Regions from separate parts of the Homo sapiens genome. Here regions 1, 2, 3, 4, 5 and 7 are each linked to region 6. A link is a loop called in an ENCODE intact Hi-C map of the cell type or tissue named here. Cell type or tissue: Calu3. All regions are shown on one strand.

Region 1 (4,000 bases), 110 kb after region 6:
TTTTTTTTTTTTAAATTCTGAAGCCAGACCGTCTTTCCTCACAGCTCCACGGCTGCATCTCCGTGGGCACGCAAGCTTCCCCTGGTTACCTGAGCTGCTCCTGCCGTCTCCCGCCTGGGCTTCGCCGTGGTGCACCCGATCCCGGAATCGTGCGTCTGCGCCCTGCGAAAGAAGGACCTGCTGGCGGAGCTCCGGCCGGGGTCTCCTGCCTCGCAGCTGGGCGAGGGGACTTGGAGGACAGGGTGAAGCTGCAGAAGACCTGGGGTGGGATGGCTAGAGAGGACGCCAAGGACTGGGGAAGGGGAAGTTAGGAATACCTTACATCCAATGCCCACCCGTGCTCCGCAGGGCAAGGGCAGCCGTCGCCTCGGCCGCGTGCACCCAGCTCAGGCTGTTCCCAGGGATTTAGTCTGGGGGGACAACCCATGGCGAGATGTGGTGGCATTTTACCTCAGAGTGGAGCTGAAGATGGATAAACAAGGTATCTGATGTATCTGCCTGAGAAGGCAGAGCTGGAGAAAGGCGGAGCGAGGGAGCGCGTGAAAAGAAAGAGATGCCGAATGCCGGGTGATTGTCTGCCGCTTGCTGTGCATTCTCATTCTAGGGAGGATGGCATAATTTATAACCCAGCACATGGATAGAGGAACTGTAAATTGTAGTCTGGATGTCCCCGGCGCTGTCGACGAAGGAACTGATGGGCTAGGTGACTGTACCAGTGTCCCCAGAGAAAATCGCAGCCTCGCAGCATGGATTTAAATGCATGTGCATGCATGTAGAGACATGAAAAAAGGTTTCTGACCATTTTACACAGGAAGTCTGTCACTTTGCTGGATCGGGCTTGATTGCAGCTTGTGTTTTCAGCTCCAGTTCAACACCCATTTCCTGACTAGTGAGACAGCATGGCCAAAGCAGCTGCATGCAGAATTTTCTTTTTACTGTGAAAGCAAGCCCCCTCTGTTTTAACTCCTTCCAGTTCTGAATGCTCTGTGCTTTGCTAGGACCGATTGTGGGGTTTTGTTTTCTTCTTCTACAAATCCCTGTAAACACAGCTGTATTCAGTAATGGCAAAAAAATTCTATCCTGTAAATAGAAATCTGATCAATTTAATCAAAATAAATGTATCCCAGATGACTTTGAGACCAGCTGGCTACCACAGGCTTCAGATGCTAAATGCTCAGTGGAGATGAATACAGTGTTATATTTACATGTTTCAGAGTGCCGGGATCAGCCTATAATTTGCAAAAAGAAATTATTTTCTAAAGACGAGAGGTGGTCCTACCAGCTCACAGCTGATGGTTAGGTACAGGTGTAAATGCTGTTCATGTGATTTGGAGATTTGCAGTGTTGCATTTCAAAAGGCATGTGCCATGAGGCAGAGTATGGCTGTTGTTAGTATGGAGAATGCTTGCTTCTAACTTGCTGTTATGGAGAGCCGAATGCCCTCTGAATAGCTTCTAGTGAGGTTGAGGGCAGGCACTTGAGGCTTGTTGTAGATTCAGATGTGAGAGCTGGGGTTCTCCAACCCCAGCTCAGTGGAGTCAGCTCAACCCTGGGGGTGAGGAGGTTTCCCAGTTGTCATGGGGAGCTCTTCTGGGACGCCTGTCTGGCCCTTCCACTGTTTGTTACTAATTCTACAAAGGCAGCTCTGTGTGTTGGATTATGTTTGGCCAGCTGTTGATGCATTCCTGCGGATGGGGCTGGGTGAGGATCTTATTACTGTACTTTCAAACTGTAGATCTGTGTGCAGGGATAGTACAGAAGGAAAGGAAAAGCAATAAGTTACAGAATCTGATCATTCTTACCTCTTTCTCCAGATAGTCCTAGAGTGAATCCAGAAAGGCTTTAAAGTGAAAAGAGGAAAGAGAGAGTAAGTGATTGGGGGTGGGTGGCATGAGGAGAAGAGAATGAAACAGAGCAAGCGCACAAGAGAAAAACAGCCTTAGAACTTCAAAGCTGCATAGACAAGCAGAATGTCACCAGCTTGTAATTAGCGGTTCATGGTTGCGTCAGTGACTGTATCTATCCAAGAATAACTATGTGATATGTGCCACAAAGTGAAGAAGATAGTCATAACTAAGTTATCAAACCCAGTTCAAACAAGGGCAAATGGATTAAGAAATTTTCTGTTTGTAAATCAAATACTGATGGATTACACAGATAAGACTTAACTGAATTCTGCGTAATTGAAGGCTGAATTATCAATTTGTCAGGGGGGATATGTTCATTAAATGAAACTGTGAACGCTTAAACATGCAAATTAATCATGCGAGAAAATATCAGTGCAAGCTCTATCAATACAAGATGTTTTACTAAATAGCCAAAAATGGCACTGCCAGTCTCCTATCTCTGTATCCACACATAAATTTTTTTGTTTGTTTTTGTGCATTTCAATAGAGAGAAGTCAAAAGTTACATTCGAGTAAATAGGGTAAATTAAATTCTAAAATTCCCACTTTAGAATTTAAAAAACAACTAAGGAGTTTTGATTTTTGGTGATCTCCCGAGTTTAAACCTTGAAGGAGCTTTTGCTGTCTTGAAGCCAAACAGCAGCTAGTCAGTAATCGTTATGGGAAGTCAGGGTACCACAGTTGTTGAGATTTCAAGGCCACGTTCACTTCCCTCCCTTGTCTCTTGTGCTTGGAGATTTGGGTGCTACTACAGCCTCCACAAAGAGACAGTGGGAGGAGCTGATTGGTCCGTAGGCTTAGAATGTTTACTCTTATTTGTTTTCAGTGCTCCTCCATGGCATTCATTTTCTGTTTGTATTTGTGTTCATGCTGCACAATTACTCCTGACCTGCTTTGTTTCTCTGCCCAAAGAGAAGTCAATTTTAGTTCAGCTCTGTGTGTTTAGCTTGCTGGGTAATATGTGCATATGTATTGCATTACCCATGTATGCATTTTTCTTTTTTTAAAATGTGGATTAGGGAAAATTGTAGCATGGAAAGCTGCATATATTAAATCAATAGCTTTTTGAATCACATGTAATATAATTTAAATATACTCACTTTGAGGTTGCCAAAACTGACATTGTCTGAGCCCGTTTAATTTACATCTTCGATTTAGTCAAGAAGCGGAACCTGCCAGATCAGAATAGTGTATTCTGTGCACCCAACAGGGTGGAAGACATTATTTTGTTTGTGTTAGTTCAAACAGCTGGTCATTAATGCAGTCCCCATTTCTAGAGCGAAGTGCTGCTGGACATGAATGCCCGCCTGATTAATGCTGCCCCTCCGAGGGTCCTTCACCCAGCAGTCATGCTCGCAGCAGAATAATGTAGCATGATGTGATTGCACTCTAACAGGATAGTATGTCATTGTGTCACCAAGCAATTGAGGTTATTATGGGGCAGGGCAGACAGACGGGACAGTGGGGTTACTAGACCGTAGCATTTTTAGAAATACAGGCCTGACCTACTTAGAGTTATTCTCTCTGGCTGGCAGCTGCATGGTACATAAAGTCTCCTGATAGGCTGAGTCTGTTGCTAGGGGGAATTAGCATGAATTTTTCCACACACAGACTCAGTGGCTGAATGATAAAAGCTGACTGGAATTAAAGAGATTTGGTTTAGTATTATACAGATTTATGTGCCTCCTTTTCTTTCTCAAGTGCAGAGAAAGAGTGCAAAACACAGATTTTGTTTCCATTTGTTCTTTGACCTTCTTGTTCTCTCCCCCTCCCCTCAAGATGCATGAGGGGAGGAGGGCAGGGCAGTTATGAAATTTTGGTTAATCTCTCACTGTTGGGGTCACTGAAACGATGTCGCAAATTGCAAGATATTTAAGCTTAAAAACTGTTGGGAATGACTAACAGAAGGTTAGATTATTTTTCCTCTTCTGTGCACTAAGCTGTTTTGAAGTTGGGCATGCATCTTTCATGCACTGTATATTTAAACTCTCTTTCCCTTTTGGGCTTGAACAAAACATTTATATAAATTCTTTTCTATCCAAACAGATTGAAGCTTGCAATCTCTGTCTTGTTTAAAACAAGGTGGTCAGGATT
Region 2 (4,000 bases), 300 kb before region 6:
ACTTGTGATCATTTATTCATTGATAGAGAATGCTAGCCAATTAAAAACAGCAACTTTCCTAGTGTCTTAGAGTTTGAAATTTCACGTGAAGGAAATATAAAATTAGGAAGTATCTAATAAATAGTTGAAGGTCTTTTAGTTTGACATCAACTTTTAAGTGTATCAATTATTTTATTGTAGAGGATTTGCTCATCCTTTTGTGTACTATTAATATTAAATATCCCACTTTGGACTAGATGAAAATAATTATTTTACAACATTATTAATACCTTAGTTTAAAACATAGAGTATGTAAAGAAATGTGTGATGATAAACCATTTTGTAATTTATTTATTTATTTAATTTTTGAGGCAGAGTTTCGCTCTTGTTGCCTAGGCTGGAGTGCAATGGCACGATCTAGGCTCACCGCAACCTCTGCCTCCAGGGTTCAAGCGATTCTCCTGCCTCAGCCTCCTGAGTACCTGGGATTACGGGCATGCGCCACCACGCCTGGCTAATTTTTGTATTTTTAATAGAAACGGGGTTTCTCCATGTTGGTCAGGCTGGTCTCGAACTCCTGACCTCAGGTGATCCATCCACCTCGGCCTCCCAAAGTTCTGGGATTACAGGCATGAGCCACCGTGCTGGGCCCCGTTTTGTAATTTAGACCTTCACTAAGTTATACTGTCTTCCCTCACCCGATTGCCCTGAACTAGTACCATTGTAATCTCTGTTCCAACCGTAGAGACAGTTTGCAGAATTTTCAGGGCTGAGCCGCAGTTCTGGCCCAGGTTCCTGTGGATGCTGAGGTTTCCGCTGACTTCCAAGATAGCACGGAGGTGGGGGCGTTGTGTCCTATGCTGCGTTCAAAAGCTGAGCTTCCGTTGCCTTAGCATTTCGCTAATGGCAGCTGTGCTGTGTGTCTTTATTGCAGGTGCTTTTTCCTGATATTTGTTTGAGCTGTTGGTGTTCAGCCTTGGTCATTTAGATTCTTCTTATCTCCCTGTTATCATGGTGTTTAGTTTAGTGTGTGTTTTTTTGTTTTGTTTTTGTTTTTTGTTTTTGTTTTTTTTGAGATGGAGTCTCACTCTGTCATCCAGGCTGGAGTGCAACCTCAGCTCACTGCAACCTCTGCCTTTTGGCTTCAAGTGATTCTTCTGCCTCAGCCTCCTAAGTAGCTGGGTCTACAGGTGTGCACCACTATACCCGGCTAACTTTAGTATTTTTAGTAGAGATGGGGTTTCGCCATGTTGGCCAGGCTGGTCTTGAACTTCTGACCTCAAGTGATTCACCCACTTCAGCCTCCCAAAGTGCTGGGATTACAGGTGTGAGCCACCACGCCCACCCCTCTTTTTTTTCTTTTTCAAATATTCTTTCTTTTCCTCATAGCTGCACTTTGTAATGCATAGGGTTAATAAATTGTTATTAGATCTCCCTGGCCAAGCTTAGAATAGAGCAAAGAGTCACTGAGAGCTAGATGTGTAGACAGGGGCCTTGAAAGTTTTGGTGATTTGCTCAAGGTAACCCAGCGGGTGGGTGGTAACAGAGCTGAGACTGCTGGGAGCTCCTTTTCAGTGATGCTTAACCATGTCTCCCTTCTGCTGCCTGTAGCTGTTTCTGTGTCTGGACTTGTAATCATAGGTGGATTCATATGACACCTCTCTAACTGCACCAAGAACAGGAATGTCCACCCTCCTTGAAGGATATGAGTTCTAATGTGGATTCTTGGTCTTCTTTGGGGGCTCTTCTTATGTTTAATGCACTTGTTGCAGCATATACTGAGAGTCTGTGAAATGTTTTCAGATGTAAACTATTGAATCATTTCAAGTATTTGTATTCATTAGTACTCATAGCACAAATGCCATTCCTGTCCCTTAAAGTGTGCAAAGCATGGGTGTTTGAGGGCTTGGCAACCAACGTGTGGGCACCTCTATTTTGAAATCGGTTTTGTTTGCAATTAACAAAGGTTAACAAAAAAGTCCTTTTGGGAAGTTTGGCCGAGGTCCTAGAATTTGTACATACCTTTGCAATGTGCTCATACTCTGTGGCACATCTAGGATCCTCAGCCCCTTGTTCTTCGCTTTTTCAGTTGACCAAGTTAAATATTAAAGGAAGAGGATTTCTTTCTTGCTACCAGGGGATTTTATCATGGTAAAAGGCTTTTAAATAATTTTTTAAAGTTGTGATAAAATACACATAACATAAAATTTGCCATTCGAACCATTTTTAAGCATACGGTTCAGTGGTGTTAAGTATATTCACATCATTGTGCAACCATCACCACCATCCATCTCCAGAACCCTTTTCATCTTGCAAGACTGCAACTGGGCGTGGCAAAATATTTTGTATGTACAAATAAATCTTTAAAGCTGAAACAGGCCAGGCACGGTGGCTCACGCCTGTAATCCCAGCTCTTTGGGAGACTGAGGCAGGTGGATCACGAGGTCAGGAGTTCGAGAGCAGCCTGGCCAATATGGTGAAACCCCGTCTCTACTAAAAATACAGAAATTAGCTGGGCGTGGTGGCATGCGCCTGTAGTCCCAGCTGCTCCGCAGCCTGAGGCAGGAGAATCGCTTGAACTTGGGAGGCGGAGGTTGCAGTGAGCCGAGATCACATCACTGCACTCCAGCCTGGGCTACAGAGTGAGACTCCATCAAAAAAAAAAAAAGGCTGAAACAATAAAGTTCTTATGGTAGAAGGTGCAGTAGTGACATATCTCTAATTCAATTTATATTTTCTGTTTCTTTAACATTTCAACATCTTCAAGTAACATTTATATAGTGTTTTCTTATATTCTCATTGAAGATTCAAAACTCATGTGGGATAGGCATTAATATTCCCATTTTATAAATGAGGAATTTGAAGTAGTAACAGAAAAAAGGTAATGAACAAATCAGGACTCCAGCTTAGTGCTGTGGGCTCTAAATCCTTTTCTGTCTCCATTCTACTGTGCTTCAAAAGGCTGTGACTAATGTTTTCTTTATCTATCTATCTACCTAGCTAGCTGGCTGGCTGGCTATTTAGCTAGCGATCTCTTTATTTTGTGGGGATGGAGCAGGCATTGAGGGAGGCTTTCTGGAGTTTTGTTTTAAATTCTGGGTCTTGCCCTGACAACAGACAGTTGTGTTCATAACCTTGGGCATCTCATCGGATCAGGGATTATGGTGCTTTGCCTAAACACTTAGTAGATGCAGCAGCTGTCTATTCAAATACTACTTTAAAAAATGCCTGGAATTGTATTTAAATTGCTTCAATTTTTCACTAATTAAATTGTAGATTGTTTCTCCTGGGGATTTTGCACTAGGCCGAGTTTCCTCAATTGTTGGTGTTGGACAATGACAAAATAAATCTTTTGCATTGTAGCTTAGTAAAAAATCCTGCTGAATGGGCTAAATAAGTCCACAGTCATCCCATAAGAGACTTATTTTTTAAAAAAACAATTTTTTTTTTTTTTGGTAAGACCAGGCATGGACAGATATTGGGCTTTTGTTTGTTTTTATTTCTGTACTTTGATTCTGGTGCTTAAAATACCTGGAGGGGTCACAGACACAACGGAGGCCCATGTCTTCTATTGAATGTGTCAGCTTCCTTGGTCTGCATGGGTTTTACCAAGAACTGTACAATGGAATTCAAATATTTTAAAACCACATGTGTGTTTCTCACATGGCTGCTACAGTTTAAATCTTTTGTCAGCCTGTTCAAGGGGTTAGATGTAGCAACCAGTTTGCCCTAGGACTTTCTCTAGAGTCCTTATAAATGGTCATCTTGCTATAGCATTTACAAAGCATTTCTCTATGTGCTGTTTTCATTCACAGAGAGGAGGAGAAAACAAAATTGGGAAAAGGAAAGAACTTAGAAGGGCTCAGTGTCCCTGCAGAGCAGGAGCTTGTAACAATATGCCCTTGATATTTTTAAACAAAAATGCTTGCTTGCTCTTAAAATGCAAATTGTTTCCATTCCCCTAAAAAAAATGCACAATTTCATGCTAATGTTCACCTCTCTATCCACAGATAATTAAGAC
Region 3 (4,000 bases), 110 kb before region 6:
CCTCCGCCTTGCAGGTTCAAGCGATTCTCCTGCCTCAGCCTCCCGAGTAGCTGGGACTACAGGTGCCCGCCACCACGCCTGGCTAATTGTTGTATTTTTGGTAGAGACAGGGTTTCACCATATTGGCCAGGCTGGCCTTGAACTCATGACCTAGTGATCTGCCTGCCTTGGCCTCCTGAAGTGCTGGGATTACAGGTGTGAGCCACTGTGCCTGGCTGGGAAGTGTGTTTTTTAATCAAAGTTCCTCAGAGACTCTTCTGATGTACAGTAAGAATTGAGAGTGACTAATTTGCTATCAGTGATTCTTAAATGGAGAGAACATGAGTCCCAGAGAATTTAGGAAACCTCTGGGATTTTTCCAGAGTAAACTGTGTATTTGCACAAATTTTGAAACTGTAACTTAAAGATGTGCATGCCCTCCTATAATTAATAAATCTTGGGTTAAGAGTCTCTGATCCAGGAATCCCTTCCAGGATTCTGTTTTTATGAACTTCTACTAATCAAATTTATTATGTCAAGTAGGATAGGATTATAATGACCACTATGGCCACTGATGTGTCTGGTAGAAAATTCCATTGAGAGCCAGAGACACAGACATTTATGTTGAAACTAGGAAATAATGGAAATAGGGGATTTTTGTGTTTTTTTTTTGGCTTTGGCCTTGTTTACTGAGATTTGACCTTTCCGATAGGTTTCTTGACATCTTTGGAATGCAAAATTGGGGATACTAATATTTGCCACCAGGTAATATTTATTTAATGATGTGAGAACCCAGGGTGTTAGTTGACTGTAACTGTGATTATTAACAGGAAAATGCGATCAGAAATAATGGCACCTTTGTTATCACTGTGATTTTTTTTTTCCAATGGCACTGAAGGAAAAGTGATATTTGTTATCAAATCAGGCAGGGAATTTACAAATGATAACGAGTTAGAGAGGCTGCATTCTTTCTAGTATCTCACTCTACTTGTCACAAGTATCTTTCTCTTATGGAAAGATAAAAACACTTGATTTGGGCCATAAATTCACTCTGTCTTCTATCACCAGGGCCCTAGGAATCCTTGAACAATCTTGACCTCTTCCTATTCTTCTTTGATTGAAAGGATGCTTATTATGTGGTGATAGCTTTAGGAGGGCAAAGGAAAAACAGCAAATATATCAGTACAATTTCCTAAGAAAGGAAGCTTCTGTGGCCTTTTGGAGGGCAGAAATGCATACTTTTTATTGTGATGGTGTTGTGGTGGTGGTGATGATGATGGTGATGGTGAGGGTGGCGGTGATGGAGGTGATGGCAGTGGTGATGATGGCATGGTGGTGGTGGTGATGATGAATGGTGATAGTGATGATGGTGATGGTGAGGGTGAGGGTGGCGGTGATGGAGGTGATGGCAGTGGTGATGATGGCGTGGTGGTGGTGGTGATGATGAATGGTGATAGTGATGATGGTGATGGTGATGGTGAGGGTGGCGGTGATGGAGGTGATGGCAGTGGTGATGATGGCGTGGTGGTGGTGGTGATGATGAATGGTGATAGTGATGATGGTGATGGTGATGGTGAGGGTGACGGTGATGGAGGTGTTGGCAGTGGTGATGATGGTGTGGTGGTGGTGGTGATGATGAATGGTGATAGTGATGATGGTGATGGTGATTTTCCTCCCTCCACCCAACAACTTACACAAGAGCTTTGTGGATAGACCTAAGTGTTAATTGGTTTGGCTAAGAGTAAGCATTAAAAGCAAACACTCCCAATTCCCCAATTTTTCAATGTTAGATTCTAATGGATTTCTTCTGTTTGCAGTTGATTATCCTTGCCTTGATTACAAGTCAATGTTCTAGCAGAGTGAAGTCATTACTGGCCTTAATTTTCACAGCCTGGCACGGTTGGAGACTGCAGTGATAGAAATGGAGTGGCTAAAAAGAATTTAACTTTTTTTATTTTGAAAGTGCTGTGGGACCCTCTCAGCTATAGAATACTTGACAGACCAGATATTTCCGTGTATATACACAGCCTAGCTTTTGAAATAGCAGAATTGGATATACAAATTACTATCTCACTATCCATAGTGGAAAGTGTTCTTTCTGTAGGTTGGGAGCAAGTCTGGCGATTGGTTTAGGGGCGGGTCCAGTGGGCTGGGTCCTGCTTGTCTTCAGTCCCAAGCTTCCTGTTGTACTGTATTTGACCTGAAACTAGCTGCTGATATGACATCATCTTGGGTGTTGCTGGCACATTTTTTTTTTCTTTTCTCAGTAGATGTACACTTAATTATTTTTCCTTTTCAAAACATAATATAGGATGGGTGCACAGTGGCTCATGCCTGTAATCCTAGCACTTTGGGAGGCCACCTCTGGAAAATTGCTTGAGCCCAGGAGTTTGAGACCAGCCTGGGCAATATGGTCAAACCCTGCCTCTACAAAAATAAAAAATAATAAAAATAGCCAGATGTGGTGGCACATACCTATAGTCTCAGCTACTAGGAGGCTGAGGTGGAAGGATCTCTTGAGCCTGCTGTGAGCCGTGATTATGCCACTGCAGTCCAGCGTGGGCCACAGAGCAAGACCCTGTCTCAAAAAATCCGCCCCCCCCAAAACCACACAAAGGAGTTTTGGCTTGCTTTGCATACCCTATAGGTATGTCTGGCTCTTTCTGATGAGTGAGGTATTGTCCTCCTGTTTTCCTCCTTCCAAAGAAGTATCTGTTGACATAATATGCTTTTCAATCATCATTATTATAGAGCAGTCTGAGAAACCTTTAGGGCAAGTCAGGAAACCCCCGGCTTCCAGAGCAACTTTTCAACCCCTGAAAGACAGGCCTAACCAGACAGCAGCAGTTCATGTTTCTGTATTTGTAGAGATTTCGCTAGTGATAATCAAAGACCTCACAGAAGAGTGAAACATTTTATTTAGAATTGTATGTTAGGTGAAGTGAGCAACTCTCCAGGTGTCATTTTCCATCCGTGCACATCAGTCCTGACACGCCAGTGGTATAGTGCGGGAGCTCTTTGCTTAATGCAGAAATGAAGTCAAATTGCTCAGGTCAGCCTCAGCTATTTGGGGCTCTCAGACTCTGCTTTTTTCCCCCATTTCCTGGCTCCTCAGTATCTTTTACAACCCTCTGCTATGAGAGGTTTCTGCTAAGAGGGCTACTACTTTTCATTTTATTGATTGATTGATTGAGATGGAGTCTTGCTCTGTTGCCCAGGCTGGAGTGCAGTGGTGCGATCTTAGCTCACTGCAACCTCTGCCTCCTGGGTTCAAGTGATTCTCCTGCCTCAGACTCCCAAGTAGCTGGGATTACAGGTGCCCACCACCACGCCTGGGTAATTGTTGTACTTTTAGTAGAGATGGGATTTCCCCATGTTGGCCAGGCTGGTCTTGAACTCCTGACCTCAAGTGGTCTGTCTGACTCGGTACTTTACTTTTTTTTTTTTTTGAGAAAGAGCCTTACTCTGTTGCCCAGGCTGGAGTGCAGTGGTGTGATCTCAGGTCACTGCAACCTCCATCTCCTGAGTTCAAGCAATTCTCCCTGCCTCAGCCTCTTGAGTAGCTGGAATTAGAAGCACTTGCCACCATGCCTGGCTAATTTTTGTATTTTTAGCAGAGACAGGGTTTCGCCATGTTGGCCAGGCTGGTCTCGAACTCCTGACCTCAGGTGATGCACCCGCCTCGGCCTCCCAAAGTGCTGGAATTACAGGCATGAGCCACCGCGCCCGGCCTCGTACTTTTCATTTTAGATGCTTGGTAGCATTGGTTTTTCTGGATTCTGGCAGTGGTCAAATATTTTTCTAGAGCCCTGGCTAGGTGCCTGTCATACCTTATTTTGTCTGCTGAGCAGCTAAAATTTGGCGGAATCCTCCTGTACTTTCCCGCTCTTCACCTCAATCCTCCTGCCAGGAGTTTTACACACTTGGGTGTCCAACTCTAATCCAAAGCAAGGAAACTATTTGCTTGGATCTTGTAATTCCTGCCGTCTTTGTTAGTTCTAACTCTTCTGTTGCCTTCTCA
Region 4 (4,000 bases), 150 kb before region 6:
AGATCAAAACACATCATCCTGGACTGTGAAGGTGTGCCTTCTGTAAGTTAAATGGAATGAGATCTTCTTCAGTGCACCTGATGTCTTGGGAAGGGTGAGTTGAGGCGTGGTGGATGTGAAACATGATCTCATTATAAATGTTCCCATTTGTTTTATGTGTTCAGTTTGTTTTGTGCTATCTAGATAGGAAATCTAAAGGCTGAGAAAATGTCTGCTGTAGACATGGCAGTGATTCTTTGATACTAAATAGTTGGAGGGGAGCCGAGTGATTGCGTGACTTATTTTTAGACAATATAGGGACTCCCTTGCAAAGGGAGGAGTTGGGAAGAATAGACGTGTTAGGAACCAGGTTAGCCTGGAGATTTCTCTGGTTACCTGAAGCTGGAAAAATATTGGAAGAAGAAATTATTCAATGAGAACTCATGCAGACCTGAGTCTCCAGTTATGCCTAAGTGGCCATGTCAGATCTGTGAACCTCTCTGCTGGCTTCTTAACAAACCCATATTTTTACAAGGAAGATGATCTGGGTTAGAGGAATTATTAATTATATTTCAGCTCACAAATTCCTCTTTACTATCACCCCTTTAGCCCCATGTAAACTCTGTTAGGGTTTGGTTAAGTGTAGAAACTGATATGTAAGCAAGAGTAAGAAGATGAAGTCACTTATCTGGAAATTTCTTTAAACCTTTAATTATTGTAAACAAAAGATCTGGTCTCTTTGGAGCTGGTAGTAATGTCTTAGTTTTGTGGCTGTTAGTTTTTTGACTCTATCAGACTGAGTCATTGTTTTATTTGAAGATCTAGAATAACATCATCTACAAAGAAATGATTACAGTAATTGATCTTGATACTGCCTCCTCCTAGTTGTATTTATATAATTATCTAAAAGGGTTTTTAATAGAATTACTGCAACAAGCCTGAAAAAGTCTGTGCTAAGTGGTAACACCTTGAAACAGGATCAATATGATCCCGCCTTCAAGGGGCTTTTGGATTTGTCTAGCCTACTATATGGCTGAGTACTAGACTCAGTTATCCCATTCCTCAGCAAAAGAAACTACAGAAGTTTGAGGGAATATCAGACTCTTGGCACACAATTGACATTTAGTAAACACTTGATAGGCAGTTGGTAGTGGGTGGCAGCATTCACAGATGAATTCTGAAGTAGATGGTGAATGATGCTGAGATTTTCTTTACCAGTCCTGGTGACACTGCCTGAGCTCACATGATAAGATCCTGGTAGAGTAGCATTTATTCTTCTTTTGCAGACTCAGCTAAGAGGACTTTGCAGTTGAGGCTGAATCTTGATCCATGTAGTCCATTCCCGATGGTGCTATTTAGAAGGCCTTTTGTTGTCTGAGCAAAGTTGTCTTCCTGGCCTTACTACTGAATCTTGGCAAAGGATCAATGGGTAAGCCCCATCCTCCAAAGATCTCATATAACATAACTGGTATCAGGACACTGATTACATGCAAGCAGTTCCCACATGAAGAGCTTTAAAATTGAGATTTTTCTTTGAAATTTAAAAGAAGGTGGAATAAAAATGTGCTTGCTTTCCAACATAGATCGATTAGCTGGCACGGAGAGAACACCGGCCTTTGAAATCTATAGGCATCCTGTTGCAGGCCTGACCCAGCTGACCCTGGGAGATTAGTAATGGTCTGTGCAGCCTGCTCTGTCAGCAAGTCTGGCAGGGTGTGCACAGATGGTGCCAGTTGGAGAAAATCACTGCCGAACAGTGCACTAAAGCCTCTGCCTTGGCCATTCTGCCTTGGAGGAGGAGCCGAGAGTGAGACTGGGTGGTTTACAGACGTGTTCCTGCCAAATGCCTTGGAAGAGACCTCAGAGGATACCAGTCCGGGTTTAGGATGCATTTGCTGATTATTACTTAAGTAATGTTTTCTTGTCATAGCTTAGGCCTTCCTGAGTTGTTGGGCATCTGGGATTTTTACAGGGTCTGTGGCCTTGGGGTTGTTCTGAAAGGGAATTTGAAATGAGAACTGATCTCATTCCAAGGAGTCAAGCATAATGCAATACTTGTTTTCCTAGAGTCAATCAGCCTAGGGAAAATGCGAGTAGGCTGGAAGCGGGGAGGAGGAGGAGTCTGAGAGTTTGAGTAATCAACTTAACCCAGGGGTAAAAAGAATTTTATTATAGAAAGCAGCACACATGACCTCTGTCCTTCCAGCTGCCACCAGTTTCTGGGTTGTCGAGTGATACCCTGAAAGTTTACAGTCAACACTCCTTGTGTGGGGTCAGTCCTAGAAATGGCGACGCTGCTCTCCGAAGATAGGAAAGAAAAGGACCTCATTCCATTGAGCCATTGACCGAAATATTTTCTCAACAAAGTTGAACTGAGCTGAAACTGTAAGCCTGTTCTTCCTAATTAGACATTTTATTCTTTGAAAATTCTACTTGGAGTTGCGTTGAAAAGTCAAAGTTGAGGAAATGCATCTTTCTAAAATACTTCCCTCTGAGCTGTATTTCAACAGGTTGAGGACAGGCTGAAAAAATATTAATGTTGAATGAAAGATGTGAGGGTGTCTGGGTGTCTGTAATTACAGAGGGTAACTGAATCAGTGAGTGGACTTTTCCCATTCCCAACTTTTTTGGTATTCTTCCTGCCACAACTTTGTCTTTTAAGTCTCCATCCAGGTTAGTTCTGGCTTTGTAGTTCGTTACTGTTTAACAGACTTGTTTGATTCCTTTTGTGTTGTTTTATGAACTGTGGTGTTGTTTCACTCTGGAAGAATTTTCCTTGGAGATGCTGCTGCTGTGAAATGAGAACTTCTCTTTTGGGTTTTTGAATGACCACCCCCACCCAAAGATACAAAGAAACCTATCGTGTTCAGTGCACTCTAGTGCTTTTGAAATTGGTGTATGGGAGCATGCTCTGGAGGGAGAGCTGAGAGAATGAACAGGGCATTTGCCAACCTCACACAGTGAGTGCAGACTGACACATACAGCAATACTTGCTGGAATCTGGAAGAGAGAGATAGAAAGCACACTTAAATCAGACAGAAGTGTAACTTTTCTTGTTTAATAGAGCATAGCTCAGGCATGATAGCTTTATTGACAAGATGGGAGGCCGAAGAAAGGAGAGAAGTCAAGGATGACTCAAAGTATGAGTTAGGAGAAAGCAGTGGGTACTGAAATACTTTGGCAAGAGGAAGATGAGGAGTTCAGTTTTAAGTAGTTTGTTTTTGAAATGTCCATTAGGTCTTTGGATATCTGGGTCTGGGTTTGATCAGAGAGGTCTGGGATGGAGATAGTAATTTCAGAGTTGCTGACACACAGCTGGTGATGAAGCCACAAGAGTGAATAAGGTAGCACAGAGAACGAAGAGAAATGGGAGTGGATGAAATTTGGTATAGAACTAAAAGCACACTGTGATTTCTCTCCCGCGCTGGTATTTGAACAATGACATGTATTTGCCTAGAGAAGACAAATAACAAAAATGACTGGGTGATTGTGTGTGGATCACGCTTGTTATATCTTTGATAGGGAAATTCAAAACGGTCTGTGGAAGTGTAGAAATAAATTCTTGAAAATGACCCTGAAGTAGATTTTTGGAGTGCTTTGGTCCGTTTCACAGATGCTTTACCATTTGAAGTAGATGCCAAAACAAACGAGAAGATAGATAGCTCAGGGTTTGTAGTACATGAAGCCAGCATCTGCTAGTTTATTTAGTAGCAGGAGCAGGAAGAGCAGAGGGAGAAGAGTGCAGCAGCCGCCAAGAATAAAACCTGGTCAAGAGGCCACATCAGCCCAGCTTGGCAGACGGGCCTGGTGGCTTTGGTAATTATACTGGTGCCTGCTGTATGTGGGCCTTTTCCACTGAGTTTAAAAAAGGCTTTCCTCTAACTACCAGGTCTCCCAGCAGTTGGGCCACTTTTGCCCTCGGTGGTTTTTCCCTGTGGAATATTTGCCGTGTCTGTGCTCCGTGGCTGTGTTTGCTGACTCCAGGGTAATACCCTTGGCCCTGCTGTTTCATGTGGCTCCT
Region 5 (4,000 bases), 49 kb before region 6:
GCCCGCCAACACGCCCAGCTAATTTTTTGTATTTTTAGTAGAGACGGGGTCTCACCGTGTTAGCCAGGATGGTCTCAATCTCCTGACCTCGTGATCCGCCTGCCTCGACCTCCCAAAGTGCTGGGATTACAGGCGTGAGCCACCGCGCCTGGCCAAGAATTAGCTTTTTTTTTTTTTTTTTAAATATATGTATCCAAAGGAGAAAGATGCTGTATAACTTTCCAAAATGTCTGTTCCCTTACTTACAAAAGATACTTTTAAGTTTAAAGGAATCTTAGGCTGCAAGGAGGTGCAAAACTTACAGAGTTTTCATGTACCCTTCACCCAGCTTCCCCATGATACTACTATCTTTAATATCCACAGTACCATTATTAAAACCAGGAAATTGACATTGGTAATTTACCCCTTCAATGCTTAACCCATTTTAGCGTTTTTAAGTGGAGGAAATTCTTTTTGATGTCTTGCTTAATCAATTTTCACCTACATATACTTTTTGAGTGTCAGTATGCTGAACAGAAAGATATTTTGAAATCAGAAACCCTTAGGCTCAAATCTTGGCTCTGCCTCTTATTGCTATGCAACACAGGGGAGCTTTCTTAGCGTCGATGATGGTCTGTTTCTTCATTTGTAAAAGGTGCTATCACTTACCTTGCAGAGTTGGCATAAGGATTAGCAATTGTGTATTGTCAAGAGCCTTTTCAATAAATGATGGCTTTTGGAATAACTGTTCTCTTGCTATGTTTTCATCAAAAATTGAAAAGAGCTGGCCATTATCTTTAACATAGCATGTGTACTTTGTGGACACCTATCATTTCAGGACCACTAACTGGTAAATATGCTAAAACAACTTCATGGTTCCTGTAGCCCCCTGCTTGTTTTGCTCCCTGGTCACCCACTTTATCTGCACCTTTTTTTCTGGCCTATAGACCAAAAGCCACTCCTCTCTGTGTATAGATTATATTTCTTCTGCCTTTTGTTATATGAATTCTAGGAAATGTAGTTCTTTTTAGTTTTTTGTTTGTTTTCTTTTATATAACCTCTTCCAACTTAGTTCTGTTTTACAAGCAGTTGATGATAGCCCTAGGTAGATGCCTGCTTCAAACTCAGGCTGATACGGCTGGCTCTTGAGTATCCCTGTACAAACGCTGCCCTTCAGGGAACATCGTGTCCAGGGCTGCTGCCTCCCTCCGTTTGCAGACCTGGTGCTCTGCGTCTAAAACTGGTCACTCCTTCTCATCTCTCCACTTGAGCACAGCCGCAAAGGTAGAAACAGAGTTCTGCACCCCACTTTTTGCTGCACCTCAGTTAGCCCAGGAACATCTACCCCTATTTAGCTCAGAAGTGTGTAGTCCTGTTTAAATACTTAAAATTTGCTATGTTCTGTATTGGCCAAGAAATGTTTTCTGGTAAGAGCTTCTGGTAGGAAGAGGACCTAAAGCTGCCCTCACAAGACGATATTTGGTTCATTTGAAATAGAAAGTTTTGTTTGCTTTTAATTTTTATTTACTGAACTGAAAATTGGAAACAGCCCATTGACTTTTCTATCTTATACAGCATCTCCTCCTACACATATTTAGTTTCCTGCTCCCTTGAAATCTGGGCGACCTACTCCTGTTTTCAAGTTTTTTCTATTTTATTATTTTGGTCCTTAGCATTTCTGCCTTTTTTGTATCTTCCAACTTTCCATTTCAAAAGAGAAGGATCATATTTTTATATATTTACATCCCGTTTGAATGTGTTTAAGGAACGCTTAGAAATGTTCCTTTATGTTTTAAAATATCCCTTCTGCTAAAGCAAGTAGCATATCATTTCCTGCTTTAGTTGCGGCCTCAGTCTGACAGGCCAGGGCTAAGTAAGGGTGAAAAGTTCACCGTCCGGAAGTGCTGTTGAGGTCAGAATCACGTGATGAGGAGCCGACCCAGACTCCCGGTAATTCCCTGAGAATGTGAATCTTTGGGAGAAGGAGCACAAGAGAGAGCTTTTTCTCAAGTCGGCTGCCTGTGCTCGGGCTCTTGCTTACAATTCTTAGTTTTATGGCACTATTCTTCTTCTTCTTCAAGGAACTCACTGTAATGCCTTTATTATTGTCTACATCAGTGTTTTAAAAAGTAAAGTTGTAACGCATTGCTAGGTTATGCAATCAATTGTGTGGACAGAGATCAGCCTTAAAAAATAAAAAAGGAAACAGGAAATGTAAACAGAGTGCATTATATGGAATAAGAATATGTGTATTTTGTAAAACTCTTGTTTGATACATAGATCCGTACACATAGACACACACAATCTCATAGGTCTCTATTGATTTGCGTATGGGTACACGCTGGCAGGCGTACATTCTCCTTCATCCTCATTCCTAGTCATTTGAAAACTCAGTCATTCAAAATGCATGCCCTTGCCAGTGGATGTGTTCTTATAAATTTCACATAGTTTCATATTTGGAATTTATTGTAACTGCATTTTAATTTATGTGAATATGAGTTATATATCTTATTTTGTTTCTTTGTATTTTCTCCACTCAGTATTCTATTTTAAGGTCCATGGATATTGCTATGTGTACATCTAATCCATTGCATCCAAATGCCCATAGTTGTTGAAGTGCGTCTAGAATACATTTTACTTCTGTTCTCTCCCAGGGATGGACCCCTATATTGTCTCCATCTCACCTCACCATGAACACAACTACTGTGAAAAGCCTCAGATACATCCCTTACTGGAAAGTACCAAGGGGAATTTATTTGGGTTCTAGCCTAATAGTAGACTTGCTGAGCCAGAGGGCATAGGTACCCAGCTCAGATACTGTATACAGTATAATTTCAAAAAGTATACTGATTACCTCCGGAATGATTCACCAGTCAAAGCACCCACCAGCAGTATGAATGCTTATTCCCACATTCCCACCAGTACTTAGCATTATTAAGCTTTCTAATTTTCCCTATTTCTGTCTAGTGAGTGTAAAATGATATATTTTTTGTTTTGTTTTGTTTTTATCTGATTATTGTTGGATTTGATTATGTCTTCATGTGCTTGATTTTCTTGGATTTTTCTCATCTGTAAATTCCCCTTCAAATTCATTGCACATTTATCTACTGGAAATTTTTTACTTTTCCTATTGATTTATAGGCATTCGTTGTATAGTCCAGATAGTCCCTGGCTGGCTTTAGACATTACATGTATTCTCCTAGCCTGTCACGTTTCTGTTAACTTTTGTCTCTTATACTTTTTATTGAACAGAAGTCTTTAATTTTGATGTAATTTAGTTTATCAGCATTTTACTCTGGGGGCTTTGCAAAATATTCCCTCTTCTTCTAATACAAAAATTATCTATTCATATCAGTTTTATAGTTTTATCTTCCACATTTAGGTCTTTAATCTATCTGAAGTCCATATATGTATGTGGTAGCAGGTAGCAATCCATTAATTTTTCATATGGTGATTCTGTTTATTTAAGCTGGTGTTGCCCTTCCGCTCTCTGATATGCTCCATTGGTTTTTCTGTTCTTTAACTAAAGTTTATGCTGTTTTGTTACTATGGCTTGGTAATATATTTTACTATCTGGTAGAGTAAGTCCTACTTATTGTTCTTCTTTTTCATAGTGGATTTAGGTATCTGTGAACTTTTCTTTTCTATGTGATTTTTTTTTTTTTTTTTTTTTTTTTGAGACTGAGTCTCACTCTTTTGCCCAGGCTGGAGTGCAGTGGTGCGATCTTGGCTCACTGCAACCTTCGCCTCCCTGGTTCAAGTAATTCTCCTGCCTCAGCTTCCCGAGTAGCTGGGACTACAGGCGCGCACCACTATGCCTGGCTAATTTTTGTATTTTTAGTAGAGACGGGGTTTCGCTGTATTGGCTGGGCTGTTCTTGAAGTCCTGACCTCAAGTAATCTGCCTGTCTTGGCCTCCCAAAGTGCTGGGGTTACAGGCGTGAGCTACCGTGTCTGGCCATATATAAATTTTGAAATAAATACAATCGAATCAGTTCCTCAACTACAACTGAATTTTGATT
Region 6 (4,000 bases):
TATCTCATTGGATGCATGTGATAATCTTGGGCTGTGCTGTTACACCAATTTGCAAGTAGGAATCTGAGGTTCTTTGAGGCTAAGGAACTTTCCTGAAGCCACAAAACTGGTAAGCAGCAGAACTGGACTGTGAGGCTCTGGCCCAGATGTGGTCGGCGCTCTTTGTGGTCAGCCAGGCCACACCAGAGGCCATTTGCCTGCTTTTCTGTTCATTCATTCATTTTTGGTAAATCTTGTCTGACCATCTACTAAGCGCTGGGTCCCAAGTTAAGACAAAGGTAAACAAGGCCCTTTTCTTGCTTTCTGTTCCAGTTGGATAGGGATCAGAAAGGCAAAGCCGGCAGTTGCAGTCTCATGTGGTAAGGGCTGTAGGGAGATGCCCAGGGTGCTATGGCTACCCCTAGGAAGGACTTTAAGGGTGAAATTGTGCCAGGGGCTAAGGCTTCCTAGAGGAAGTGATAGCAGAGCTGAGGTACCAGGAAAGATTTAAATGTTCTTTACAGAAATCTGTAACATAAAAGGCGAGGCAAGAGAGAGGAATGGTACATTTGGGGAATTAAAAGTAGTTGAATTTGCCTGGAATGCGAAGGGCAAGTTGGGGAATGGTGGAAGATGAAGCTAAGGACACCTTAGCTTAAATCTACCGAGGCCAGATCGTGTGTAGTTGTGGAAACCATGGTTAAGAGATCTTCACTGCCCAGAGCACAGTGAGGAACTGTTGGAAAGGTTGGGAGCCTGAGAGTGACTTGATCAAATTTGCAGCCTAGAAGAATTCCTCTGGTGCAGTGGGAAGGATGGGCTCACTGTTGCAACAGTTATTGCAGTCTGTTAAAGTAGAGACATTAGCTGATAGCATAAGGTGCAATAGCATAAGGTGCGATAGCGTAAGGTGCTTTTCTCTTCTTCAGTCTCTGCAGTAGCATTCTGGAGGAATCCAAAGGCCTCTTCCAGAGCAAAGCTAAAAATGGTGGAGAAGGGAGAAGCGGAATTTGCTGTCTTCCATGATTTGGTTCCAAATACACAAGCCTTGTTCTGGTTCTTTTTAACATCTGTGTGTCTCAAGTCAGGAAAATGGCTTGAAAAGCCATAATATCATCATAGCCCTAGCGTTCAGATTACCTTCTTTCAATTAGCTAACCAAGATAAACTTCGATTTCATGAAAGTTGTGTACTTTATCTCCAAGTCATGTGACTAAAAAAGCCAACTCTTTTAAAAACATACATGTTTCTACACGTTTAGAATAATTTTAAAGTATCTATCTATAGCAAATATAATTTTAAACATCCATAAAACAAAAATATAGCTCAGGATCTTTTCATTAGGGTCTGGGTTCTCAAAGAGCACGTTGCAAGGTAAAGCAAAGAACCTTAGAGAAAATGTTAAGTGCTTCTGTCAGACAGAGTTTTCTCAAGTGGCTGAATGTTTGGACTCACAGAGCTGCTTTTTTTCTACGTAAAGAAAACTCTTCTCTTGTAGACCCCTCTACATTTTTCTCATAAGCAATTCTCTTTAGAGATTACTTCTCTAATTTATCCCTCCCTTCCCCTCCAAAAAGAGAGATGAGAGATTATCTCAAGGAGCTGGCAGGACAGAATCAAAAGCAGGGGGGTGTGGGTGTGGAATAAGTCAGTGCAGACCCAGGTCCTTGCCGTCGCTGGAGATCTCTGAACTTTGCCGCCTCCCTCTTTGCTGAGGTCCCTCAGGTGGCCTCATTGTTTCTATTACCTTGGTAGAAAGCCTGTGTGAAGTCCCTGCCTGCCTGGCAGTCTCGTTGCCATGGAAACTTCCATTCCGCACACCTGATTCACACATCACGCTTGGCTAAGTCCAGACAGAGGTCACAGACTGGCATTTGCCCTTTGTTTCCCCTTCTTGTGTTTTCCAGGCACTTAAAAATGGATATAGAAAGATGAGAGGGTGGGCAGTGTTGTGTGTAAGAACGCTTTGTTGTCAACTGTAGAAGTGTGTGAGGAAAAAAAAAACCAAAAAAAAAAAAAAAAACCAAAAAAAAACCTTGTAAATGGAAGAGCAGAGCAAATGGCAAAGTGTGCATATAGTTCTAACCTTCTCGTAAGAAAGCAAAGTTTGAATCCTGTAATGTGTCTGAAAGTGACTTTTTTTCTGGATTTCTAGGTGAGATTGGAAATGGGTATAATAGATTCCAGAGTCTGCGGCTCCACAGGGAGTTTTCTGTCCCCTTTCACCAAGTTGCTCTTACACTCTAGGATTGCAATGTGGGTTCAGGTAAACCATCCCTGACAGCTGTATGTTAAGAATCAAATTCTCTGATGTTGCTTTCTATACTGCAGCTTTACTTTTACATAAAGTGTAATACTTTAGAAAGCATAAATACTTTTGAGGAAATTATCCTTCGTTAGAGGTCAATACATTTGCTGGAGTAATTTTCTGTTTACCCTCTGATTTTTTCTTCTTCCTGTGTAACTTCTTTAATATATAACTTAGAGAAAAGGACCATGTAGGAAGGCAGATTATTAAAGTTCTTGCCCAACCAGAATTTCTCTTTCTTAGGTTGAGTCGTTTTCTTTTGATTCTTGTTTATAAGGCTGAGATTTAGAGATTAAAAAAAAAAAAAAAGACTTTCCAAGGGACATGGGACACGGCATTCAGCCCTCCTAAAACATTAAGTTGGCCAGGCGCGGTGGCTCACGCCTGTAATCCCAGCACTTTGGGAGGCCGAAGCGGGTGGATCACGAGGTCAGGAGTTTAAGACCAGCCTGGCCAACATGGTGAAACCCCGTCTCTACTAAAAATACAAAAATTAGCTGGGCATGGTGGTGTGTGCCTGTAATCCCAGTTACTTGGCAGGCTAAGGCAGGAGAATCGCTTGAACCCAGGAGGTGGAGGTTGCAGTGAGCTGAGATCATGCCACTGCACTCCAGCCTGGGCTACAGAGTAGACTCTGTGTTAAAAAAAAAAAAACGCAAACAAACAAACAAAAAAACCCACATTAGGTTTCAGACATTATGTGCAGTGCAGTTATCATGTCTTGGCAGTCGGGTTAGCTCGTGAGTTTCTGTTTGCTCTTACCTCCATTGACGCTTCTGTTTCTTCTCATTTGTCAATATTCCTCCTGTTTAGATGGCCTTGATTTACAAAATATGCCCTTACTACCAGCAGTCAACCAGACCTGGGTTTCAAATCTCATCTACCTTATGTCCTTGGATAAAATTATTAGCCTCCATTGTCTCATCTGTGAAATGGCGTTAATAATACAAAACTGCTGTAAAAAAATTGTAATTTTTACAGTAGATTGCAAGATACCTGCCACACAATATCTATTGTTACTATTATCCTGTTAAATCAGTTTAGAAATAACATTTATAGCATGTGAAAGCATATGCTTGCTCTCAGTGTTACTAAGTTTGGTGTTGTTCTTGACTTTGGCCAAGGTAAGGACAGGTTGGGGCTAAGTATATGGATGGTGGATGGAAATAAATTATAATTTTTACAAAAAATAGAGCATGTACACACACATTCTCCTTGTCTTTTTTTCATTTGTGTACTCACCCTCAGTCTATTTTTTGAATCTCCCTACAAATTCAAGTGGCAAAATGAAAAGGTTGTACAAGTATTGGAAGATAAAATATTGTCATAGAGACATTTAGCGAGCAGTGGCTCTGCTCTGTCAGCATTTCCAGGCAGTCATAGAGGTACATGTGTGAATTCCCATTCTCATGACCCCAAGGCCATTCTAATCCCCCCATTCTAATCCCCTGGCTCCTCACCTCCTTCCCCTTCCTCTCACTGTTCTCACATTTTCTCCTCGTTTTTCCTCCTCTCCTCTCCTTCTCCTCCTTTTCTCCCCGTTTTCTGTTTCCTCCTCCCTCTCCCCCTCCTCCTTGTCTTTTTCTTCTTTCTTTAAAATTGTGGTAAAATATACCTGCTACAGAACTTACCATCTTAACTGTTTATACGTTTATGGTTCTGTGACATTACAAACTTCCACATTTTTTGCAACCATCACCATACTCCATCTCT
Region 7 (4,000 bases), 86 kb before region 6:
TAGGACCTTTTCCTACCCTGAATGATTTCTGGTTCTTTAATGGCCTATGCTAAATAGTCAGTGTTGCAGACATAGAAAGGAGGGTCAGAAGTGGCTGTTCAGTAATCTGACCCTTTTAATTAAGGTTGTCATCCTAAGAAAAAAGACCCAAATAACAAAAAACACCAACAAAATACATACATATATGCATAAAGGGGCACACACACACACACACCCATATTTATATGTAGCTTTTCCAAAGAAAAAAGGAAGAAACTTTATTTTCTAGATCTTGATAGTAGGATTCTCTAAGGATTTTTTAAAATAGTTGAGATATTGAAGAGTCATATCATAGAAATTGGGTGGCTGTAAAATTGCACAGTCTGTGGATAAAGTTACACATTCCATGTTAGTTCAAAGAAAAAGCAATATTTTGAAAACATAAATGGAGCTCAAAGTCTGCATTCCTTTTAAAAGGCCAACACCTGTGGAAGGAATGCAGGTTGTTCCCACTTGACCTTCAACTGTGGAGCTGGGCTAGGTACTTCAGATGTTATGGTGGTCAAGTAGGAACCTCTCTCTGCAGCAGTGTCTCCTGGGACAGCACCTGTCCTGTCTGTTGTCAGGAAGCCAACATATGGCGACAGCTAGGAATAATCAGAGAGTAGATCCTAACCCTTGCTTTGAGGAGCTTGCTTTGTATACCACGAAGTCTCACAGTGATGGATGAGTGGGTGTAGATAATGTGCAATAAGCCATAACCTCTCTAAGCAATCAGGCTTACATTTTGCAAGTCCTGGGAAAACCTGGGCAGACAGTATTAGCACACTCAGACTGAGTCCTCTGTGTGTAGTAGTTGAAGATAAAGACATCATTGATGTTCCAGACAGATTCTCATCATGCATAAATAATTCCTTAGGACGGAATTACCATAGTTGCCTTGAGTGGCACTTCCCCTCCTTTAGGCCACTCACATTAGTTCAGCAGTTTATTGTGGCGTCTGAAGAATCAAATGCACAATTCAACCTCAAGAAGAAAATTACAAATAGCATATTCTTTTTGAACCGTGAATGTATTCGTCCACACAATATTTGATGGGAAAGAGATCTGGCTCATTTTTGCTTTTTTCATTAATTCTTTGTTTATTCAGTCAATATTTCTTAATTCCTTGATATATTCCAGGAGCTGTGGTGGAGGCAGAGAATGCAATGTGAAAAGCAATGCATTAGCAGGCAAGGTTGCTACTTCTTAGAACTAATAGTTTACTGTCATATGGTCATGCCTCCTCTATGCCCTAGCTTTGTGATCTTGGGCAAGTGACAATTCCTCTGTACCTCAATTTCTTTGGATACATTAGAGTGTTTTTTCCCCCAGGTGGCCCTTAAGATCTTGTTCAGTGCTAGTCTTTTTCGGATATATACTTTAGTTGTTAAATTTTTTTTTTTTTTTTTTGAGACGGAGTCTTGCTCTGTTGCCCAGGCTGGAGTGCAGTGGCGTGATCTTGGCTCACTGTAACCTCCACCTCCCAGGTTTAAGCGATTCTTCTGCCTCAGCCTCCCGAGTAGCTGGGACTACAGGTGCCCGCTACCACGCCCGGCTAAGTTTTGTATTTTTAGTAGAGACGGTTTCACCATGTTGGCCAGGATGGTCTCGATCTCCTGACCTTGTGATGCCCCCGCCTCGGCCTCCCAAAGTGCTGGGATTAAAGGCATGAGCCACCGTGCCCGGCCAGTTGTTAAATATTTTTATCTCCATATCTCGCTTGGTGTTCTAGTGAGTGACTGAATATGGTGGAACTGGGTAGATCAGCTTAGATGTTTATATGCAGGTTAGAATCATTGCTTTGATTTCTAACTGAACTAGTTACCTTACTTGAGTCTATACCACCTGGGTATCTCCAGCCTGTTTGACTGGCTTACATACATATGCCGTTTCCTAAGACTCAAGCTCACTTTAAAGAGAAAGCATGCATTTCCTTCTATTGATGCTGGAAACTTTTCAAGCAGTTCTGAGGCATGGTCTTCAAGACACAAAAGATCATTGTTACATGTGCTCCTTTGCTGAGACACTAGCCCATGGCAATTGAGTTGTTTTTAGCTCAACTTCAGTGCTAGCAGACAAAACTATGCTTAAGACAGGATTATTGAAACCTGGACCTTCCACAATTTAATAATATTGGTAATGTTGATGAATTCAACTCCTGCTTATATCATCTGTTTTTGTAAATAAAGTTTTGTTGGAACACAGCCAGGTCCAGCCTTTTCTGTACTGTCTATGGCTGCTTTTGAGCTGTAAGTGTGTGACTGAGCAGCTGAAACAGAGACTGTACGGCCCACAAAACTGAAAGTATTTGCCATCCTGCCCTTAACAGAAACATTTGCTGACACCTCAATTATAGGATAAGCAAAGCCCCCAACCCTAGAATTTAAGGTGTGTGGAACCATAACACACACACACACACACACACACACACACACACACACGTATTTTTTTTTTTCAGGAAACAGCTTATTTGCCTTTTTTTTGCAAAATGCTTCTGAGAAATTAGCCTTGTTAATGTGTAACTTTTTTGATGCCATGCTATTGAGATAGCAGCATTGGATACTAACTACATACCTCACAGATTTTACTCTTTTGAAGGAGTTTCAGTTTCCGTGGGCTGGATTCGTAAGTGAACTGATCTGATGAGAACTCTAAGTTATTGCTAAGGCATTTTTTATTCTGTTAAATATGATCCTGTGGAGCCTGAGGTCCTAGCTTTCTTTACACTTGAGCTGTGAGGAGAGATGTGACAACATTTCAGAGACATGTAAGCTCTTGGAGACATATTTATAACCTTCCTCCACCTTTGTTCTGTGTTTATAGTGGACAGAGGTTTAGGGCTGGTAGGTTGTGCCTGCAGGAGTGCTGAACTTGAACTTAGAGAAAGCTGGGGTCAGTCAAAGAAAGTCTAAGGTCAGAGGAAATGAAGGTTAATGAGGCCGGGTTCCTGCCCTCTAGGGGCTTACATGCTATTGGGAGTGACTGATTCTTTTCCTAAAAGAGTGATAAATGCCCTCAATAAGACATGCACGTGGAATATGAGAACATGGTGTGGAGGAGGAGAGTGGAGATGGGGCCATTCACACGGGGAGCCACAGCCAAGGCTTACATGAGCTTATGTGCAATGTCATAGAACTACAAAAGCTGAGAACAAGCGAGTGTCAGGGTGGCAAGTGGACAACATGGAGGGAACATGGGGCATTTGGCCTTTGGCATTTTCTCAGGGGCTCAGAATTGGTTTGCACGGATGGGTCAGTTTCACTTTAAAGGGTTTAAAGGTGAGGAATAGAGCTACTCAGTAAATGTTTACAACAACCAAATACATTAAGGGGGAGATAAATAGGTTTTAGGACCAAGCAGGGCTACTTTTATGGGTTCAAAGGACCTATGATGACCAGTCCTAGCACATAATAATTTCTAAATAAACATTGGTTGATTTAATACATAAGCTCTTTGGTATTTGAAATGAACTACTGAAAAATTGGCATTTTTGACATGAGGCTTCATGTTTGCAGCCAAATGACTGGAAATTCTGTTTCTCCACATGTATCGACCATATGCTAGATACTGCGCTAAGGTCGGGGGAATGGAGGTGAACAGGGCTCATTTCCTGCCCTTTGGGGACTTACATGCTGTTGGGAATGACTGATACTTTCCTAAAAAGGTGATAAATGCCCCGAATAAAGCATGTACATGGAACACAAGCACATGGTGTGGAGGGACGCTTATTTGGAGGAGGAGAGTAGGGACAAGGCCTTCAGAAAGGACTCCTGGAGGAGGAGACCGCCTTATCCTGCTCTGCCTTTTGGTGCTATTGCCTGAATGTGTCCCTCCAAAAGTCATGTGTTGGAACCTAATACCCAATGTGGTAGTACGGTATTAAGAGGTGGGGCCTTTGGGGGAAATGATAAGGTCACAGGAGTTTTGGCCTCATGCTCTTACAAAAGAGGCTGAAGGGAGCTGCCTTGCATCTTGTGAG

The links. A loop is a pair of places that touch in the nucleus more often than their neighbours do. Peaks named below come from ENCODE experiments on the same cell type or tissue, not always from the same donor. Only the 100,000 strongest peaks of a DNase experiment are listed, where the experiment ranks them.
Region 1: a loop joins it to region 6, with 5 times the contacts of the local background. A loop is called at or near these places in 4 of 110 quality-filtered maps.
Region 2: a loop joins it to region 6, with 9 times the contacts of the local background. A loop is called at or near these places in 2 of 110 quality-filtered maps.
Region 3: it touches region 6 in a loop (2.9-fold over the local background); 2 of 110 quality-filtered maps call a loop at or near these places.
Region 4: a loop joins it to region 6, with 3 times the contacts of the local background. A loop is called at or near these places in 2 of 110 quality-filtered maps.
Region 5: a loop joins it to region 6, with 4 times the contacts of the local background. A loop is called at or near these places in 7 of 110 quality-filtered maps.
Region 7: a loop joins it to region 6, with 3 times the contacts of the local background. A loop is called at or near these places in 3 of 110 quality-filtered maps.

The regions. Positions count from the first base shown.
Region 1 is chr6:22,146,590-22,150,589 of GRCh38, forward strand. All of the region lies in intron 9 of CASC15 (cancer susceptibility 15), which reads left to right. NBAT1 (neuroblastoma associated transcript 1) reads right to left here and starts at 604. Exons shown (of 3, transcript NR_034143.1): 1 at 451-604; 2 at 90-162. RefSeq lists an enhancer at 1,756-4,000. In Calu3, no CTCF peak of the experiment used is centred here; a DNase peak (open chromatin) is centred at 1,662.
Region 2 is chr6:21,729,937-21,733,936 of GRCh38, forward strand. The region is part of intron 2 of CASC15 (cancer susceptibility 15); the gene reads left to right. Among named protein-coding and RNA genes, the nearest start is that of CASC15, 66 kb to the left of the region's middle. In Calu3, no CTCF peak of the experiment used is centred here; DNase peaks (open chromatin) are centred at 1,575, 1,955 and 2,325.
Region 3 is chr6:21,923,420-21,927,419 of GRCh38, forward strand. The region is part of intron 5 of CASC15 (cancer susceptibility 15); the gene reads left to right. Among named protein-coding and RNA genes, the nearest start is that of NBAT1, 220 kb to the right of the region's middle. RefSeq lists an enhancer at 2,426-2,535. In Calu3, no CTCF peak of the experiment used is centred here; a DNase peak (open chromatin) is centred at 2,142.
Region 4 is chr6:21,883,946-21,887,945 of GRCh38, forward strand. All of the region lies in intron 4 of CASC15 (cancer susceptibility 15), which reads left to right. Among named protein-coding and RNA genes, the nearest start is that of CASC15, 220 kb to the left of the region's middle. In Calu3, no CTCF peak of the experiment used is centred here; DNase peaks (open chromatin) are centred at 1,696, 2,106 and 2,856.
Region 5 is chr6:21,985,744-21,989,743 of GRCh38, forward strand. The region is part of intron 6 of CASC15 (cancer susceptibility 15); the gene reads left to right. Among named protein-coding and RNA genes, the nearest start is that of NBAT1, 160 kb to the right of the region's middle. In Calu3, no CTCF peak of the experiment used is centred here; a DNase peak (open chromatin) is centred at 1,868.
Region 6 is chr6:22,034,697-22,038,696 of GRCh38, forward strand. All of the region lies in intron 7 of CASC15 (cancer susceptibility 15), which reads left to right. Among named protein-coding and RNA genes, the nearest start is that of NBAT1, 110 kb to the right of the region's middle. RefSeq lists an enhancer at 2,924-3,033. In Calu3, no CTCF peak of the experiment used is centred here; a DNase peak (open chromatin) is centred at 1,775.
Region 7 is chr6:21,948,845-21,952,844 of GRCh38, forward strand. All of the region lies in intron 5 of CASC15 (cancer susceptibility 15), which reads left to right. Among named protein-coding and RNA genes, the nearest start is that of NBAT1, 200 kb to the right of the region's middle. In Calu3, no CTCF peak of the experiment used is centred here; DNase peaks (open chromatin) are centred at 1,967 and 2,257.